Linked DNA regions of Homo sapiens: region 1 is linked to region 2. Evidence: chromatin loops called from intact Hi-C (ENCODE). Cell type or tissue: ascending aorta. All regions are shown on one strand.

Region 1 (4,000 bases), 710 kb after region 2:
CCGCAGACTCACCGATGAACTCGATGGACTTGTCCAGCCAGGGCAGCAGTTTTTCACAGTAGTTGTCGTTGATGGGGACCCGCATGAAGCGGCTCTCGCAGATGAAGTCAGGCTTGGGGCAGGAGTTGCTGGCGTTGAGGACGTAGCTTATTCCATTTTGCGTCATCAGATCCTGGAGGGGCGGGAGGGCGGGTTGGAAAGGGGTGGGAGAAGCTCGGGGCGGGAGTGAAGGTGGAGGCTTTTCCTGCCCTGCCGTCAGGAGGGCCTTTAGAATCCTGGGAGCCTTGGAATTTGTCCCAGATCCCAGTGTATCCAGGGGAGGGCCCAGGAGGCCTCTCTGGTCCACCCTGGCACCCTGGGCCCGTGCGGGGGGTGGGGCACGGCTGGCCTCCGACTGCAGGCCCCACCCACGGCTGGTGGTGGGCTCCTAGGAATTTTATGATTGCCTGGGTGGTGGCTTTTACCCTTTTCCCTCGTCACCATTTTTAAAACATGGGATTCTTTCAGAGCTGGCCAGAGGCCCAGTGACATCCGCAGCTTGGCATGCCAGCTCCCCGCTCCTCCCCCGAGCCCTGCCGGGCCCTCCCGCAAGCCCTGCTGTGGTCCTTCCAGGGGCATGGGTGGGGAGCCTGGGGTCCTCCTGGGCCCCCACCCATGCTTCTCCCACACCCAGCTCATCCACTGCCTTCAGCTCCTTTCCTCCCTCATCCCCCGCTCCGCTGCCAAGCTGCTTCTGGAGCTCCTGCCCCTTTCCCATTGACCACCCCCCGAACTCCACTGCACACACACCTTGTTTAGGACGTCCTTCTGCGAGCCCAGGTAGAGGTGAGGCAGGATGCGGGTCAGGCCCACGCTGGGCACAGGCAGGCAGGGCTGGGAGAGGCTCATGGGTAGCAGGGCAGCAGGCTTGCCCTCGCAGAGGCCGGGGAAGCAGGAGGAGAAGGTGGCGAAGCCCCCTGTAGGAGGAGGGCCGTCAAGTGGGTTGAGAGAACACCTAGGGCTCCCTGTCCGCCTAGGGTGCCCTGTCCGCCTAGGGCACCCCATCTACTGCTGAGGATCAGTCACACCCAGCCCAGACCCGAGCCTGAGCCCAGCCGGCAAGCCTCTGGCGGAGCACCTGCTCTGCCCGCGGTGGGGGGAGGGGGTACTGCCACACATTTACAGCCTGCACCTACGCCCACATTCCTCCTCATGCTAATTAGGGGCTGACCCAGCTGAGGACGCCGCTAGGATGCCCGTAAAGGTGGCGTTGAGGTGGCTGGCCATCACGGCACGCGCTGGGCCCAGGCAGGGGTGGGCTCAGAGGCCACAGGGGTCTCCTGCTGAGGGTGTGTGTCACACAGCCCAGAGGAGAGGCCCTCACGAGCCCGGCCATCTCCCATACCCATGGCCTGGGGCCAGGCTGGGCCTTCCTCCTCCCCTGCACTGATGCAATGCCTCCCTGCCTCCAGCTGGCTGGGAGCCCCAGGCCTGGGCTTGGGTGCCAGGACCAGGAGGCCAGGGCTTCCGAGAGGCCCTCCCCGTCCCCAGGCATGACATCACCCTGGCACAGCCCTCGGGGCATTTGCTGTCTGGTTATGGCTGTACTCCACCCAGCAGGGGAGGACGGAGAGTGGAGAAGCCCGGGGCACTGGGGGCACGCAGAGCAGGCAGTGGGCACCCGCTGCACACGTGACCAGCGTGTGCTGCTGCCTTCCACACACGTCCAAGTCCGAGGCCACAGGCTGGTGGGAGGAAGTCCCCTGCCCTGCACCAGCTGGAAGGACCCGAACGTGAATCCCTGGATGTCTGACTCAGTGACCATGGGTAGTGCACACCATGGCTCTGGTCTCAGCTTCCTCCTCCTGCCTGCCACACAGCATCATGTGGTTCCAAGAAGATAATGAGCACGAAGACACATGGTGAGAATGGACCTGGCCGTCCCTGACCTGGCTGGGGCGACCACCGATGTGGACCAGAAACTGGGCAGCACCCACCTGGTGGCTGCCAGCTCTTGGGAGGGTGAAGCCAGCATGGCCCAGCACCACCCCGAGGACACCTTCCAGAACATAAGCCCCCATGGCAAGCCGGCTCCTGCTTGTGCAGAGCCTGAGGCAGCTGGGCTGAGGCCTGCCCTATCCCATTGGACGGGGCAGGGGAGTGACGGCGGGAGCTCAGGGCCTGGGAACCCCAGGGCTCTTTTTTGTCCTGGTTTGCAGAAGAGGCTGGTGCCACATGTGTAGCAGGTGCCCACTGCCTGCCCCGCGTGCCCCCAGTGCCTAGGGCTCCTCCTCTCTCCATTCTCCCCTGCTGGGTGGAGTAGAGCCACCCTGGATAACTCCTGAGGACAGGGGAGTGTGTGCAAACCCCCAACCAGAACACCTGCTGTGCCAGCTCCCCGTGTCCCTAAAAAGGGCGTGACGCTGGGGGACTGTGGAGATAGGGGAAGCTCCAGGCTGGGTGGGTTGAGGCAGCAGCCTTGGAGGAACAGTCTCTTCTGTGGGAACCTGCTGACTGGACAGGGGAAAGCAGGTAGGTGACTTGTCACCAACGACGCCCCAGCTTGCAGGTTCCCCTGAGCAGAGGCTGGGATGGGCACTGTAGCTGGCTTCCACTCACTGTTCTGAGCTGGGGTAGCCCTGGATGTTCCCGCTGCAGGACAGCCCCGGGGAGGCGGAAGGGCTGCACCACTTCTCTGCAGACTCTTCTGCCACCTGCTGCCTCTCCTCCTCCCTGTGGCTCTCCCAGGGATTTTGTGCCTTACTCTCTGCTTTCTCCAGGGCCTGGCCAAAGGAGGAGGTGCTGGGGATTCCATCAGTACCCTCCCACCTCTCCCAGAGGAGGTAAAGGCAGGAAAGTCTCTGGACAGGTGCAGAGAACCGACAGCTATGTCAGCAATTCCCCAGGAAGCTTCCCAGGACCTCCCCAGGCGGAGCAGGTAGTGTGGATGTCCCTACACACCCCACTGTGGATGCCAGGCCTAGCAGGGACCGAGGCTCCAGGGATTTCAGAACCACCCAGGCTCTGGGGGTGAGTGATAAGTGAGGGGTGTTGGGGTTCAGTGGACCCTTTGTAGGTCCCAGCACTCTTTGGGCCCTGGGGAGGCACCCCTACCCCCAGGCATCTCCAAAGGCGCCTTCCCAGTATCCCTGCTCCCTGACTCGGGGGTTTCTGGGGCAGCGCCTGCAGTTCACCTGTTACTCACAGTGAAATCCCAGACTTGAAAAAAGGCGTGTGTACCAGGACATGTGCCTGCCCCATGCCACCTGGGAGACCCTGCAAGCGCTTATGGCCACAGTCACAGACGCACTTCTGCCCGCCACCTCCATGACCCCTGGACTCCCCGCCAGGGCGGGGGCCGCCACCCCACCCACTTGCAGTGCAGTCGCCCGGCCAAGGGTCCAAGGCCGACTGCGGGCCGCTGCTTAAAGGGCCAGGCCCCTCTCTCATCCCTTGCCGCTTGCCCCCCAACATCGTGAGCAGCGCAGCTGGAGTGGGGGAAGAGGAGCGGCAGGGGGAGGTGGGCTTCACAGCAGTCCTGGGACCCCAGCACAGCCTGTCCTGCCACTGTTTCTCTCCCGCTTCCCGCAAACCTGCCCTGCTGTGGGGAGGACAGAGGCTTGGTCCTCACATTCCGGCCTCTACTGTCCCTGCAAATGGACCAAGGAGCTGTGTTGCCTGTGCCGCGGGATCCTGGAACATCCCTTCTCCTGGGTGAGGGGCAGCACCCCTGCCCCCCCCAATATATTCTTTCCCACTCTCCCTGGTTCTTCGCAGAGCCAGCCCAGAGCAGGGGCTGTGCCCACCACAGGGTGGGAGGGAGCCTGAGGGCAGAGCCCGTGGGCCTGCCTGGGTGTCGCCATGAGCCCACTGTATACCACGGGGCCTGGGACTCCTTGGCAGCTGCACTTCTGGAGAAAAGGGGACACAGCCTCAACCTTGCAGGGCAGATGTCAGCACAGAAAGGCAGTTCTGAGGGTGGCATGACCAGGCCCTGGGAGTGCCCTCCTGGCAAATCCTA
Region 2 (4,000 bases):
TGCTGTCTGTCCTGAGCTGCCCCTGCTGAGCTGTGTGGAGACCCCGAGGTCTGGGCTGGGCCAGGACTGAGCTGCTGCCCTGCTGCTGGGGCTCAGAGAGGCTGCTCCACGGGCATGGCACCCAGGCTGCTGCAGACAGGCTGCTTTATCATGTGGGCAGGCCCCTCTTTGGGTTGGACCTCCGTCTGGCCTTGTGGGTGTCTGAGATCTCCTTGCAGCTCAGTCCCCAGGGCTTTTCCAACCTGCAGAGCTCTGGATGTCTCTTTTGGGGCTCTCGCTCAGCCAGGGTTGGGGTGGAGGCTCTATGGTTCCCTCCTGCCCTTGGGCTACTGGAAGGACAGTTACCTCACTCCAGAGAGCTAGTTCTGAGGGGCGAGGTGTTGCGGGGTTGAGCCAGCAGGGCAGGGAGTAGTGGGCACTGCGTTTGGCTGCCCAGGTGGGTTTGGGGCCTCTCCCTGGCCAGAAATCCCTGAGTGCCAGGAGGAGGACAGACTCCCCAGCCTGGCACCCATGGTGGAGGAGGGCCTTGCGGGTCATTGCTGGCAGCTCCATAGGGAGGGCGTGAGGCCCCTTCCTGAGCCTGGGTGTCTGCTCAGAGCCCAAGGCAGGGTGGGGTAGGGGTGCTTGTGCCTGGTAGGAAGCAGACAGCAGGCTGGTCCAGGGGTCCAGGACCCCAGGGAGGAGGCACTGCTGCGTGTCTGTGTGGGTGCAAGCATGTGTCTTGGCCTGTGTCTCTGCATGTCCGTGCTGTGAGTACGTCTTTGAACATGTGTTCTCTGCACACCGTGTCTCTGTGAGTGTGAGTCTGTGTCCCTGCCTGGCTGTCTCAGAGCCCTGAAGGAGCAGAATTTGGTGACTCAGTCATTGATTCAGAGCTTTCCTGGTTGGGGCTACTCCTCAGTGGTCTTCTTCTCCGAGTCTGGTGGTGTATCCCCTGCCCACCCCGACTGCCCCTCTGCCCTGTAGGGACCTGGCCCCAGGTGGGGGTTCCCTGCCCTTCTCTGGGAGCATCTCTGGCTGTACAGCTGAGGGTGGAAGCCAGGGCTCCACTCTGCCCATCTTTCCTTTTGCAGAGCTTGGGGCTTCCTTGGTCGCACCCACCACCTGCCTGCCCACTGGTCAGCCTTCAGGGACCCTGAGCACCGCCTGGTCTCTTTCCTGTGGCCAGCCCAGGTATGTCAGGGCCCGGCTGGGCTGGATGGTTGTGGTGGGCAGCAGTGGGCTTGCCTCTGGGTCTCACTTTGCCAGCCCAGGGGCCTTGCCAGCGGACACTTTGACACCACACCTGAGTATCTAATTGGAGCTCCCGTGGGGAGGGGCTGGACTTTGGAGACAGGGTCCCAGAACACCCCGACTGGGGTGTTGAAGGACCCTCCCCGACTGAGCTCTGACACTGTGCCTTGCCCGGGCCCCTGACTGCGTCTGGGCAACCCAGTGTGAATCTTGAACTTGGCAACAGAAGCAAGCCCAGCTCCCCGCCCCCACCCCCCCCCAACCCCGCTCCTCCTGACCCTCGGTGGCCTTGTGAGGTTTTTGATTTCTTCTTGAATAGGCTTCATCTGCTCACCTGGGCGATGTGTGCAGAGCTTTGTAGATGGGAAAGGGGGTGGGAGGGGTCTTAGGGGACACTGGGACTGCATCCTGGGCGCTGGGCTCAGTGCAGGCACCCAGACCAGCTCTCCCTTCGCCCTCCCACCCGCCTGGGACCCTCGAGCCTTGCCTGCCACTTCCCCTTCCACCCCCAGCCACAGAGGGACGCAGGGGAGATGGGGCAGGGGTGCCACTGGCTAGCCTGGCGGCGGATGCTCTCCTTGGGGTGGCTCGGGTGGTGTTTTTGACTGCAGGTGGGGTCTGGCTTCTCCCAGTCAGCCTGGGGTCCTCCCGGGTCCCCGTGGCACCTGCCCTTGCCTGGCCCACGAGTAGGTGCTCTGAGCGCTGCCCAGGTCACATGTGAGCTCCCTGGAGGCGCTGCACACGGCTGAGTGTCTGCCCTCAGGTTGCACCTGCGTGGCCAGGGGAAGGGGGCCGGGCGCCATCTGCTCTCTGGGCAGAGCTGCGGGTGAGGGTTTCTGTCAGGGTTGGGGTCCCAGGGCTCCTGGGGTCTCTGCTGGGCCCCGATGCGTGGCCGCCGTTCTGACCCATTCCTGGGGCCCAGACCCACCAAAGAACCCCCAGGGGAAGGACAGGGTAGGGGCCATGGGAAGCCCCAGGATGGCCTTGTGGGCCTTCAGGGGACCTCCAGGCCAGCCTCCTGTTCTCTGGGGGCCCCCTGTCCCCTTCCCCCAGCGAGGACCTGGGCATGGGGTGCTGCCCTGGGGCTTGGGCTGCAGTTCTCTACAGAGCCCTTGGGGGGCAGCAGAGGCTTGGGGCACCCAGCCCAGGTCGTCAGGGGTGGGCAGAGCTGCGGGACCTCCCTGGGCACCCGGGGCTTCCACGGCAGCCCTCCCCAGACCTGCCACCTCCCACATCAGTCACTCCAGGAGGACCCAGGCCTCCAGAGCTGGTCAGCCCTGCCATGGAGCACCCCCTTCCCCTCCCTTAGCTTCCTCTCCCTCCTCTTCCTCCTGCCCTTCCTCATTCCCCACCTCTGGGCTTCAGGTCATCTGCCAGGAATCTGGGCCACGTGCTGATATCTTCCCAACACCGCAGGGCCCTTGTGCCCTGTGGTGGGGCTGGGGCTTCAGAGGCGTGGGGTAGGCTGCAGGGCACAGCTGGGGGCCTCTGTCCCCATCTCCGGCTGTGGGAGGTGTGTGCGCATCCGGCGTGATGACACCCAGGAGTGCAGGCACATCTGCGCACGGGGCCGGTATGTCTGTACCTGTCAAGGGGTGGGGTGGGGTCTTTTACAGGCTGACTTCCAGCCTGGGCTGGAGCAAAATGAAATTCTGGGCCCCTTGTTTAAAAATTACCAAGAATTTCAAGACGGGAACAGCAGAGCATCAAGCCAGCTGGGGTGGGTGCGCGCGACTGCCCTTGAAGCCGGCCCCGCTCCCGCATTGGGGACAGCACGGGGCGGAGGCCGAGCCGGGCCCACCTGGAGCGCTCTGGGTCTGTCCTGGGGCTGCCAGCCTCCTGCGGGGCTGCCTGGTGGAGGGGGGGTGGGTATCTCAGGAATCACACCTGCGCTTTTCTGTGTTCTGGAACCTCCCATATAGTCAAAGACTCAACGACACCTGCTCCATGCAGTGCAGGCTGACCCAGCCCCCCACCCGCCGCCGGCACTCAGGGCTTCCCCAAGGGCGCCCGGGGCGGAGCCGCTTCAAGTTGCCACCAGACAGCAACGGGGTCACCCTCCATTTGCGTAGTGCTTTGAGTATCGTTCTCGTGGTTGGAGGTCTCCAAGCCCGGCCCGGGGCCAGAGTCCGGGCGAGGTACCGTGGGGGGAAGGGCTGGGGGTGTCGGTCGCGGGCTAAGAGCTGCCCAGGTTTCATCCCCAGGCCCCGGCCCCGGCCTCCAGTCCCCTCAGGCGCCCTTCGCGAGCATCTTCCTCCCGCGCGCGAAGGTGGGGGGGCTGGGGCGCCGGCGCGGGCGAAGGGGCCGGGGTCGCGGCTGGTGCGTTGCCGGGGGCTGCGATTGGTCCGCCCAGGCGGAGCGCTGGGGTTTGCCGGGCGGTGCGGCGAGGAGGGGAGGGGTCCGCGCGGGGGCGGAGCCGCCGGGGATTGGCCGGGAGGGCGCGGGGCGGGGCGCGCGGGGTCGGGGGCGCGGGGGCCGCAGCGCGCGGGCCGGGCAGATGTTTGGGTTCCGCCGCCGGGGTCCGAGCGGATCCGCGCGACCCGCTGCCACCGCGGGGGCCAGAGCGGGAGCAGGAGCGGGGCCGGAGCAGGCGCCGGCCGGCGGGATGGGGCGTTCCGGGGCGGCGGGTGCGGGGCGCTGAGCGGCGGCCCCGGCACACCCGGGCGCGATGCGCCGCTCCAGCACGGACGAGTCCACGTACCGGCGCAGCCCCTCTCCGGAGGGCAAGGAGCCGGACTTCGCGCGCGGCGGCCCCTTCCGGCGCTAC

What was found. Hi-C counts contacts between places; a loop is a spot of excess contacts. Peaks named below come from ENCODE experiments on the same cell type or tissue, not always from the same donor. Only the 100,000 strongest peaks of a DNase experiment are listed, where the experiment ranks them.
Region 1: a loop joins it to region 2, with 3 times the contacts of the local background. A loop is called at or near these places in 1 of 110 quality-filtered maps.

The regions. Positions count from the first base shown.
Region 1 is chr11:1,558,100-1,562,099 of GRCh38, forward strand. It overlaps DUSP8 (dual specificity phosphatase 8), which reads right to left. Exons shown (of 7, transcript NM_004420.3): 4 at 790-956; 5 at 13-172. Among named protein-coding and RNA genes, the nearest start is that of DUSP8, 12 kb to the right of the region's middle. RefSeq lists enhancers at 1-459, 1,258-2,053. In ascending aorta, no CTCF peak of the experiment used is centred here; DNase peaks (open chromatin) are centred at 332 and 1,502; H3K4me3 peaks cover 1,499 bases; H3K27ac peaks cover 3,518 bases.
Region 2 is chr11:846,128-850,127 of GRCh38, forward strand. TSPAN4 (tetraspanin 4) reads left to right here. Exons shown (of 9, transcript NM_003271.5): 2 at 1,074-1,173. Among named protein-coding and RNA genes, the nearest start is that of TSPAN4, 5.3 kb to the left of the region's middle. RefSeq lists silencers at 2,330-2,459, 3,236-3,295. In ascending aorta, a CTCF peak has its summit at 2,337; a DNase peak (open chromatin) is centred at 2,363; H3K4me3 peaks cover 1,603 bases; H3K27ac peaks cover 1,209 bases.